2 separate regions of the Homo sapiens genome follow, and region 2 is linked to region 1. A link is an interaction called in ENCODE POLR2A ChIA-PET data of the cell type or tissue named here. Cell type or tissue: endothelial cell of umbilical vein. All regions are shown on one strand. Links, peaks and the distances in the headings refer to the core of each region. The heading gives the core; the rest is flanking DNA. Region 1 overlaps TTLL4 (tubulin tyrosine ligase like 4). Region 2 overlaps USP37 (ubiquitin specific peptidase 37).

Region 1 (4,399 bases), core at 165-4,164:
GCCTGAAATCCCAGTACTTTGGGAGGCCGAGGTGGGCAGATCACCTGAGGTCGAGAGTTCGAAACCAGCCTGAGCAACATGGAGAAACCCCATTTCTACTAAAAATACAAAACTAGCCAGGCATGGTGGTGCATGCCTGTAATCCCAGCTACTTGGGAGGTGGAGGCAGGAGAATCGCTTGAACCTGGGAGGCAGAGGTTGCGGTGAGCCGAGATTGCGCCATTGCACTCCAGCCTGGGCAACAAGAGTGAAACTGCGTCTCAAAAGAAAAAAAAAAAAGAAAAGAAAATCTATTGCTGCTGTCGCAAACCAACAAGTCTCCAGGGACCAGGCCCAGACCAACTTGGACAAGGTATCTATTTCTAGAGAAAGCAATTATTCATTACCCACTAATTAAATCACTCTCCTACAAGAGAGTGTGGCTCTTGGGAAATGCAGTTTCCCTTTCCTCCTTCAACTAGGTGTTTCCCTCGGTCACCAGGGAAACTCAGGACATCAGAAATGGTTCAGTCTACAGTCCACAAGATCTCTGATGAGATTACCTCAACTGCTCAACAGTTATGTTAGAAGATAGAACTGACAGGCTCACGCCTGTAATCCCAACACTTTGGGAGGCTGAGGCAGGTGGATCACGAGGTCAGGAGATCAAAACCATCCTGGTTAACACGGTGAAACCCCATCTCTACTAAAAATACAAAAGGCGTGGTGGCAGACGCCTGCAGTCCCAGCTACTTGGGAGGCTGAGGCAGGAGAATGGCCTGAACCCGGGAGGCGGAGCTTGCAGTGAGCCGAGACTGTGCCACTGCACTCCAGCCTGGGTGACAGAGCAAGACTCTGTCTCCAAAAAAAAAAAAAAGAAGAAGATAGAACTGACTTGCCTGGAACCAAATAGAGAGGAGTGTAGGAATCACATTAATTTTCTCTTATGAGATAAATCCCAAGCTCTCTCTCCCTAAGGAAAGGTGGAGGAGCAATATATCTCTCCTAAAGCCCTACTAAGAGAGGAAGGTCAAGAATACAGCCTAGTGAGAAGGGTGGGTCCGTATAAGTCAAGATTAGTGAAATTACAGGTAGCTCTTGTAGAGCACAGTTTAGCAATGCCAAACAAGTAAGCAAACCTGAGGAAAAGATACAGGTTATGGCAGCTGGAGCTGAGGGAGGTAAACCTATAAATTACTGAAAAGTGAAACCAGTGGAAGGGTTTATGTAATGGGGTGACTCACTCTCCTGAAGCCTTGCCCTTTATCAGCTTCGGGAAGGAGGCTCTTTCCTCCTTCTCAGGTGGGCTCTGGAGCAGCAGTTCTCAAAGCATGGTCCACAGACCCTGAGGGGACCCTAAGATCCTTTTGGCGGTCCTGCTACATAGAAAATATTTTCATAACAAAACTAAGAGGTAGCTGGGTGGGGTGACTTGTGCCTATAATCCCAACACTTTGGGAGGCTAAGGTGGGCAAATTACTTGGGCTCCAGAGTTCAAGACCAGCATGGGCAACATGGTGAAACCTTGTCTCTACAAAAAAAAAATACAAAAAATCAGCTAGATGTGGTGGTGCATGCCTGTGGTAGGAGGATCACCTGAGCCTGGGGGGTGGAGACTGCAGTAAGCCATGATCATGCCACTGCACTCCAGCCTGTCTTCGGACAAAAAAAAAGAAAAAGAAAAAAACCTAAGATGTTATTTGCCTTTTTACTGTGCTGACCTTTCCACTGATAGAGCAAAAGCAATAATGAGTAAAACTGCTGGTGACTTAGCATGAATCAAGACGATGGCACGAAATTAGATTCTTACCCACTATACTTTTCCACCACACAGTGAAAGAATACAACCAGGTTTACTTGATGGCACAGTGTAAATTTTTTTTTTCTTTTTGAGACAGAGTCTCGCTCTGTCGCCAGGCTGGAGTGCAGTGGCACGATCTCGGCTCACTGCAACCTCCGCCTCCTGGGTTCACGCCATTCTCCTGCCTCAACCTCCTGAGTAGCTGGGACTACAGGCACTTACTACCACGCCCGGCTAATTTTTTGTATTTTTAGTAGAGACAGGGTTTCACCGTGTTAGCCAGGATGGCCTCGATCTCCTGACCTTGTGATCTGCCCGCCTCGGCCTCCCAAAGTGCTGGGATTACAGGCGTGAGCCACTGCGCCCAGCCCGACACAGTGTAAATTATATTAAATCTCATTAAAAAGTGTCCTTGAGTATGCTTTTTAATATTCTGTGTGATAAAATGTGAAGTACATATAAAACATTTATGCTGCATGCAGAACATGTTGATTATCTCTAAAGCACTTGTGTGATTGTCTGAATTGCAGGATTTTTCTGTGGAACGCCATGTTTACTTGAAAGAATGAATGACACATAAGTAATAGTTATTCCGACGTCATTATTTGGCAAAGGTTCTGGAAAATGAAACAAAGTAAGCCTGTCACTTCAAGGAAACCAACTGACTGTACTTGTTGCCAATGATAAAATTTGAGCTTCCCAAAGAAAATTAGAATTTTGGCAAAATGGTATCTGCCACCACGAGTTTGAGTGCTTCCCAATATTTAACTACTTCTCTGAAGAGATTGTGGTGATATGATTTTTTTGACACTATACAATAAACTGTGACACGTGGGAGATCTGCATAACTCAGTGAACCAGTATTTTCCTAACAGTCATGCCTCACATAATGTTTCAGTCAACAGATAGTCCCCATAGAAGACAATGTCCCATAAGATTATCATTCCAGGCCGGGTGTGGTGGCTCACGCCTGTAATCCCAGCACTTTGGGAGGCCGAGGCAGGTGGATCACGAGGTCAGGAGATCGAAACCATCCTGGCTAACATGGTGAAACCCCATCTCTACTAAAAATACAAAAAAATTAGCCAGGCGTGGTGGCGGGTGCCTGTAGTCCCAGCTACTTGGGAGGCTGAGGCAGGAGAATGGCGTGAACGAGGAAGGTGGAGGTTGCAGTGAGCCGAGATTGCGCCACTGCACTCCAGCCTAGCGACAGATTGAGACTCCCTCTAAAGAAAGAAAAAAAAAAAGATTATCATTCCTTATTTTTACAGTAGCCTTTTCTATGCTTCAATGTTTAGATGCATTGTGTTGCAACTGTGTTGCAACTGCAGAGAATACTCATTATGGTGACATGCTGTTCAGGTTTGCAGCCTAGGAGCAATAGGCTATACCATGACTGTGTAGCATGACTGTATCACATGTTACAGAATCATGTATGGATCTAAGACCCAGTCAAAGTGAGACAGATCCATGGATTTTAACATAACAAAGTATGAAATGTTCACTGATATCATTTCAGATTCCACACTGTAACTAGCCTTTACAAAATCATGCTTTGTTTTGCATAGTACCAATACCCACAACTATCTGAGAAGACTACTGAAATACTTCATCCTTTTCCAGCCATCTGTGTGCAGCTGGATTTTCATTATTCAATCAAAACAACTATCACAATAGACTGGAGAAACATATGAAAATCCAGCTGTCTTCTATTAAGTCAGACACTAAAGAGATCTAAAAAACAATGCCACTCTTCTCACTAATATTTTTAAAACAGTAGCATTTTTTAAATGAAAACATTAAGTGAACTTATGCTAACCATAACTTAGGTTAGAAATGCTGTTTGTGTTAACTAACTTACGTTAGCATACAGTTAATGTAAATTGTAACATACGTAAAAATGTTATTCATGTTAGTAATGGGCTTATTACTTCTAAATGAATATTTCAGTTCCTAATATAATATTAAAATATAGGCTAAGCGCAGTGGCTCAAGCCTGTAAGCACTTTGGGAGGTTGAGGCGGGAGGACTGTTTGAGTCCAGGAGTTCGAGACCAGCCTGGGCAATATAGTGAGACCCCATCTCTAAACAAAATTTAAAAAGAAAAAATTGAATATTGAAATATATATATATATATCCCTTTTTTTTTAACTGAAGATTCCAAAGAGCTTTTTCAAGTACATAAAGAAATCCTGAGCCCAAAAACTCTGAGCTCTGAGCACTGCCGGTCTAGAGAAGCACTATGCTTCTCTAGCATATCTATGAGGGCTCCGAAGGACAAGGTCCTTTGTATTGTAAGGCCTAAGAGAAACGAGCACTCTCAGTATTTGTTCCCAACTCTGCCAGAAGAAAAGGTAAGAAGTAAAAGGCATTAAAGGAAAAGCTTTTCTCTGTAATTTACTGACTTTTGGTGATTTACCAAAGCACCTGATCACAGGCTAAAATTCAGACACTATGATCAGACAATTCCAAGGTCATAGAAGGAATCTAGTGAGAAAGCTAAATCCAACTCCAAAACATGAGTATCAGATGGATTCTGAAGTTAAGGCTTCATCTAGATACAGATTTTCAGCAAATGACAACTTCCTATTCACACATTCATTTCTGCATTTGGTTATG
Region 2 (4,399 bases), core at 76-4,075, 240 kb after region 1:
TTTAATTTTGACATTGGTTTCATATCAGTTGTGTCCTTGTATTCTCTCAAATTGTATATTTGAAGATCCTGAGTTCTAGCACGCTTTTTAAAGAGAACTACAATCTATAACTTCAGTTTGCAAATTTTTGTTTGTGGCTTCTGTGATGAAGGCATATATGGTAAGAATCAGTTTTTTATAGATCATTTTTGTGTGTGTGCCTAGAACTGAAGTTTATTCCCATAAGATGTTTGAAATTCAATTTTTAAAGTGTTCTTGTGGGTTGAGAAATATATTTAATCCATCAAGCAGAGATCGTGTTCTGTGTGAGAAGTGAAAAGGTTACCACAATTTTAACCACAAAGAATTCAGTGCTTCTAAAGAGCTAAAAGCCTTTACAGACCCACAGATCAGATTTGGCATGCAAATTTTTGTAAAGCTTTTTTCTAAATGGGGAAAAGTTTTGTATTTCCTCCTTAGCTTTCTACAGAGAAAGTACTTCTGAAAATAAAAGAATAATTCTCATCAAAAATCATCTTGAAGTAATTAATGTTTACCATCAAATATAAGAGCTATGTAACATTTTAATAGACATTATTTTACTAGTAGTGGTTATATAAAACCTATTGCTTTTTAAACTATGTAACAGTGAAGTAAATAATTTAAGGATTTAACCCAATATCAGTGCCAAATTTAACATTCTTGTCTGCTATATTTTATTTATTTGTGTTTTTTCTAGGAACATTATAAGTATTTTACCCAAACCACACTAATCCACCATTATTTGTATGCTTTTTACCTAGCCCAATGCCTGGCACTAACAGGTATTCAGTAAATATTCTTTGACGTGTCTTTGGTTTGGCCAAATGGATTTTTTAAATCAAAAGTCGTCTAACATAGAGTGATCTCTTTTACTGTAAGAAAGATACATGTATTATGTATGAATTAGTAAGGTTGTCATCTCCTGTTTTTCAGGGTCCTCATTCTCCATTTGAAACGATATAGCTTCAATGTGGCTCTCTCGCTTAACAATAAGATTGGGCAGCAAGTCATCATTCCAAGATACCTGACCCTGTCATCTCATTGCACTGAAAATACAAAACCACCTTTTACCCTTGGTTGGAGTGCACATATGGCAATGTAAGTCCTTGAGAGACTATGTCTTTATATTCCCTTTTGAAATAGAAAGGCTTTAGTATCTAATCAAAAGAATGACTGAATTACATAATATGACTCCAAGGTAAAATCAGATCAATGGCCAGATGCAGTGGCTCATGCCTGTAATCCCAGCACTTTGGGAGGCTGAGGCAGGAGAATCGCTTGAGCCTAGGAGTTTGAAACCACCTATGGCAACAGAGCATGACCTCATCTCTACAAAAAATAAAATAATAAAGCCAGCATGGTGGCACACACCTGTAGTGCCAGCTACTCGAGGCTGAGGTGGGAGGATTGCTGGAGCCTGGGAGATGAAGGCTGCAGTGAATGGTGATCAGAGCAAGACCCTATCTCAAAAAAAAAAAAAAAAAGAAAAGAAAAGAAAAGAAATCAGACCAAGAAGGAGATTTTAATTTTGCTTTACTTTGTTTTAGTGTTAAATCACTGCCTGAAGTAATTGAAGAAAATGCTTAAAATTTTTCCAAAGTTATTAGTTGCTTTTCATAGTGAGGTGCTTTTTTAGGAAGTGCTCTTGGTTAGAGTGCTAGAAGACAGTTTGATATACTTCTTGAATATGAGTCAAACTTAGGTGATAATAAGAGTCACCTAGACACTAAAAATACTGATTTTTGTGTTTTTTCCCTGGAAGTTCTGTTTCAGTAGGTCTGAGATAGGCGCTTAGGAATCAATATTTTTAGCAAATGCTTCAGTTGACTCTTCAGGACATGCAGATGTGAGAAACCCTATACTCAATGTTATGCCTTCATGCATATATTATCAGCAGTGTAAAGAACTTAAATGGCTCCTGAAATTTCTCAAGAAAAAAAGAAGTAATCTTTACTTTAGGTTTTTGCTTCATCATGTATGCTGGGAAAACCTTCGGACTTCTTTGAGTGTTCCCCTTTTTTCTACATACTTGCATTACTTTGAAGCCATATGTTATGTCATTCTTTTCTATACTTGAACACTAGTTTGGTAGAATAATAAAATTGTAGAACTTTGAAGATGGAAGAGATTTTAGAGGTTTTTGTCCAAACCCTTAAGAGGACCAAGGAAATTAAATGATTTTCCTAAAGTCATACAGTTAGTGTCTGAAAGAGCCACGTCTCATAGAAGTTTACACTAGTGTCTCAAGGGTCTACTAATAAAGGCATGTGCCCAGAGAGTCTAAGTGTTTCTGGTTTTTTCCTCTCACAGCTTTTCACGTTTTTGCTTGGTGCATACTACCTTCTGCTGGTAGAGCTATTACTCTTGCTGGCAGTAGTACTATGTCACACTAATAGTGTATGATCACAGGCCTGAAGCCAAGCTATCTGACTGTACAATTTGATAGCTTTTAGACCTTGCACAGATTCCTTGACTTGTCTATAAGAAAAACAATAGGATGGTTGTGAACATTAAATGAGGTAATAATATGTAGAGTTCTTAGCACAGTGTCTGACATCCAGTAAATCCTCCATAAATGAGAGCTATTACTTTAAAAGAACTGAGACAAGGTAATTTTCTCCAAGTTATTTTTTTCATATGTATTACACTTGACTTCATTTCCAGTGCTGTCTATGTAGATTATTGGATCAAGGAGAGCCTAGAGATGGTATTTTATTTTCTCTTTTGGCCTCTATTGCTAGTATTTTTTTTTTTTTTTTTTTTTTTTTTGAGACGGAGTCTCGCTCTGTCGCCCAGGCTGGAGTGCAGTGGCGCATCTCCGCTTACTGCAAGCTGCGCCTCCCGGCTTCACGCCATTCTCCTGCGTCAGCCTCCCGCGTAGCTGGGACTACAGGCGCCTGCCACCATGCCCGGCTGATTTTTTGTATTTTTTTAGTAGAAACGGGTTTTCACTATGTTAGCCAGGATGGTCTCGATCTCCTGACCTCATGAGCCACCATGCCCGGCCATTTTTTTTTTTTTTGAGATGGAGTCTCACTCCGTTGCCCAAGCTGGAGTGCAGTGGTGCGATCACCACTTACTACAACCTCCGCCTCCCAGGTTCAAGCAATTCTCATGCCTCAGCCTCCCGAGTAGCTGGGATTACAAGCACCCGCCGCCAAACCCAGCTAATTTTTGTATTTTTAGTAGAGACAGGGTTTCACCATGTTGGCCAGGCTGGACTTGAACTCCTGACCTCAGGTGATTCGCCCACTTAGCTTCCCAAAGTGCTGGGATTACAGGCGTGAACCACTGCACCTGGCCTATTGCTAGTAATTTAAAAAGTATTATAATTGTTCAATTTTCAAGAGGACATAAAAGGAATTATAGTAAGAATAATTCATTTTATAATTTAAATATATATCTTTAATAATTCATTTGTATACATTATATATTTTCTAATTTTCTGATAGTTCTAGACCATTGAAAGCCTCTCAAATGGTGAATTCCTGCATCACCAGCCCTTCTACACCTTCAAAGTGAGTTATATTTCTTATGTACCCAAAATCTGTGTTTAAGGTTTTGGCTTACCCTAATCTCCAAGATTGCCTCCCTGCCTTTTCATTATTGTTTTTCTTTTTGCATGATAATGCTCTTTATTACCTATACTTTTGAAACTTTCCTGAATTTGGTTTAGAATATATTGAAGGATATAACAAATTTTAATCAGTGACACAAGGTTAGCTCATCCTCTCAATATTCTGTCTTAAAACTTTTAAAAACTTATTATTGTTAATATGTAATACTTTCATCCTAAAACTCTAAAAATTAACTGAGGACAAGGGAGTCTAGGGATTTAAGGGATAAAATAACCCCTATTAGTCTAAAGCACTCTTCCTTAAAGATAGGCATGGAATCCCAAAACATTTTTTACCTGTTGTTAGCCAGTCTGGAACTTCTTGTCTTTGACACCGAATAGGAGTTGTTTTGAAAGGGGACAGGAAAACAAGCAAGCATTCTACAAATGCCCTATTTTTTTGTTTAAGACCAAACTTTATCCAAGGAGGGAAGCACATGCCTTTTTTGTTTGCTTTTTAAATATATTTCCTCTAAGATTTTACTAGAGGAGTTCCTGATTAGATCATTTCAATTGATTTAGTTGTCGTTTGACTTTTTAATTAATTTTTCTAAAAATTTGATGGCCCAAAGTACTTTTAGAGAAGAGACATTTTTGTTGTTTAAGGGCTTTTGGGGGGCTTATATAACCATAAAATGACATTTGGGAACTGCTATTTTCTTTTCCTCCTGTTAATTATTTTTCAGTGCAATTAAAACCAGATGACTAACATGACTAGAAATCTGAAATGGTACCGATATGAATACTCTTGCCCGTTCTCAA

The links. ChIA-PET counts read pairs that join two places held together with the same protein. Peaks named below come from ENCODE experiments on the same cell type or tissue, not always from the same donor. Only the 100,000 strongest peaks of a DNase experiment are listed, where the experiment ranks them.
Region 2: POLR2A ChIA-PET joins it to region 1 with 5 read pairs; 2 of 35 experiments call an interaction of 5 or more read pairs at or near these places.

The regions. Positions count from the first base shown.
Region 1 is chr2:218,714,259-218,718,657 of GRCh38, reverse strand. All of the region lies in intron 1 of TTLL4 (tubulin tyrosine ligase like 4), which reads right to left. Among named protein-coding and RNA genes, the nearest start is that of TTLL4, 5.6 kb to the right of the region's middle. In endothelial cell of umbilical vein, for the core only: no CTCF peak of the experiment used is centred there; a DNase peak (open chromatin) is centred at 2,397.
Region 2 is chr2:218,478,790-218,483,188 of GRCh38, reverse strand. USP37 (ubiquitin specific peptidase 37) reads left to right here. Exons shown (of 26, transcript NM_020935.3): 17 at 955-1,119; 18 at 3,474-3,539. Among named protein-coding and RNA genes, the nearest start is that of VIL1, 62 kb to the right of the region's middle. In endothelial cell of umbilical vein, for the core only: no CTCF peak of the experiment used is centred there; no DNase peak of the experiment used is centred there.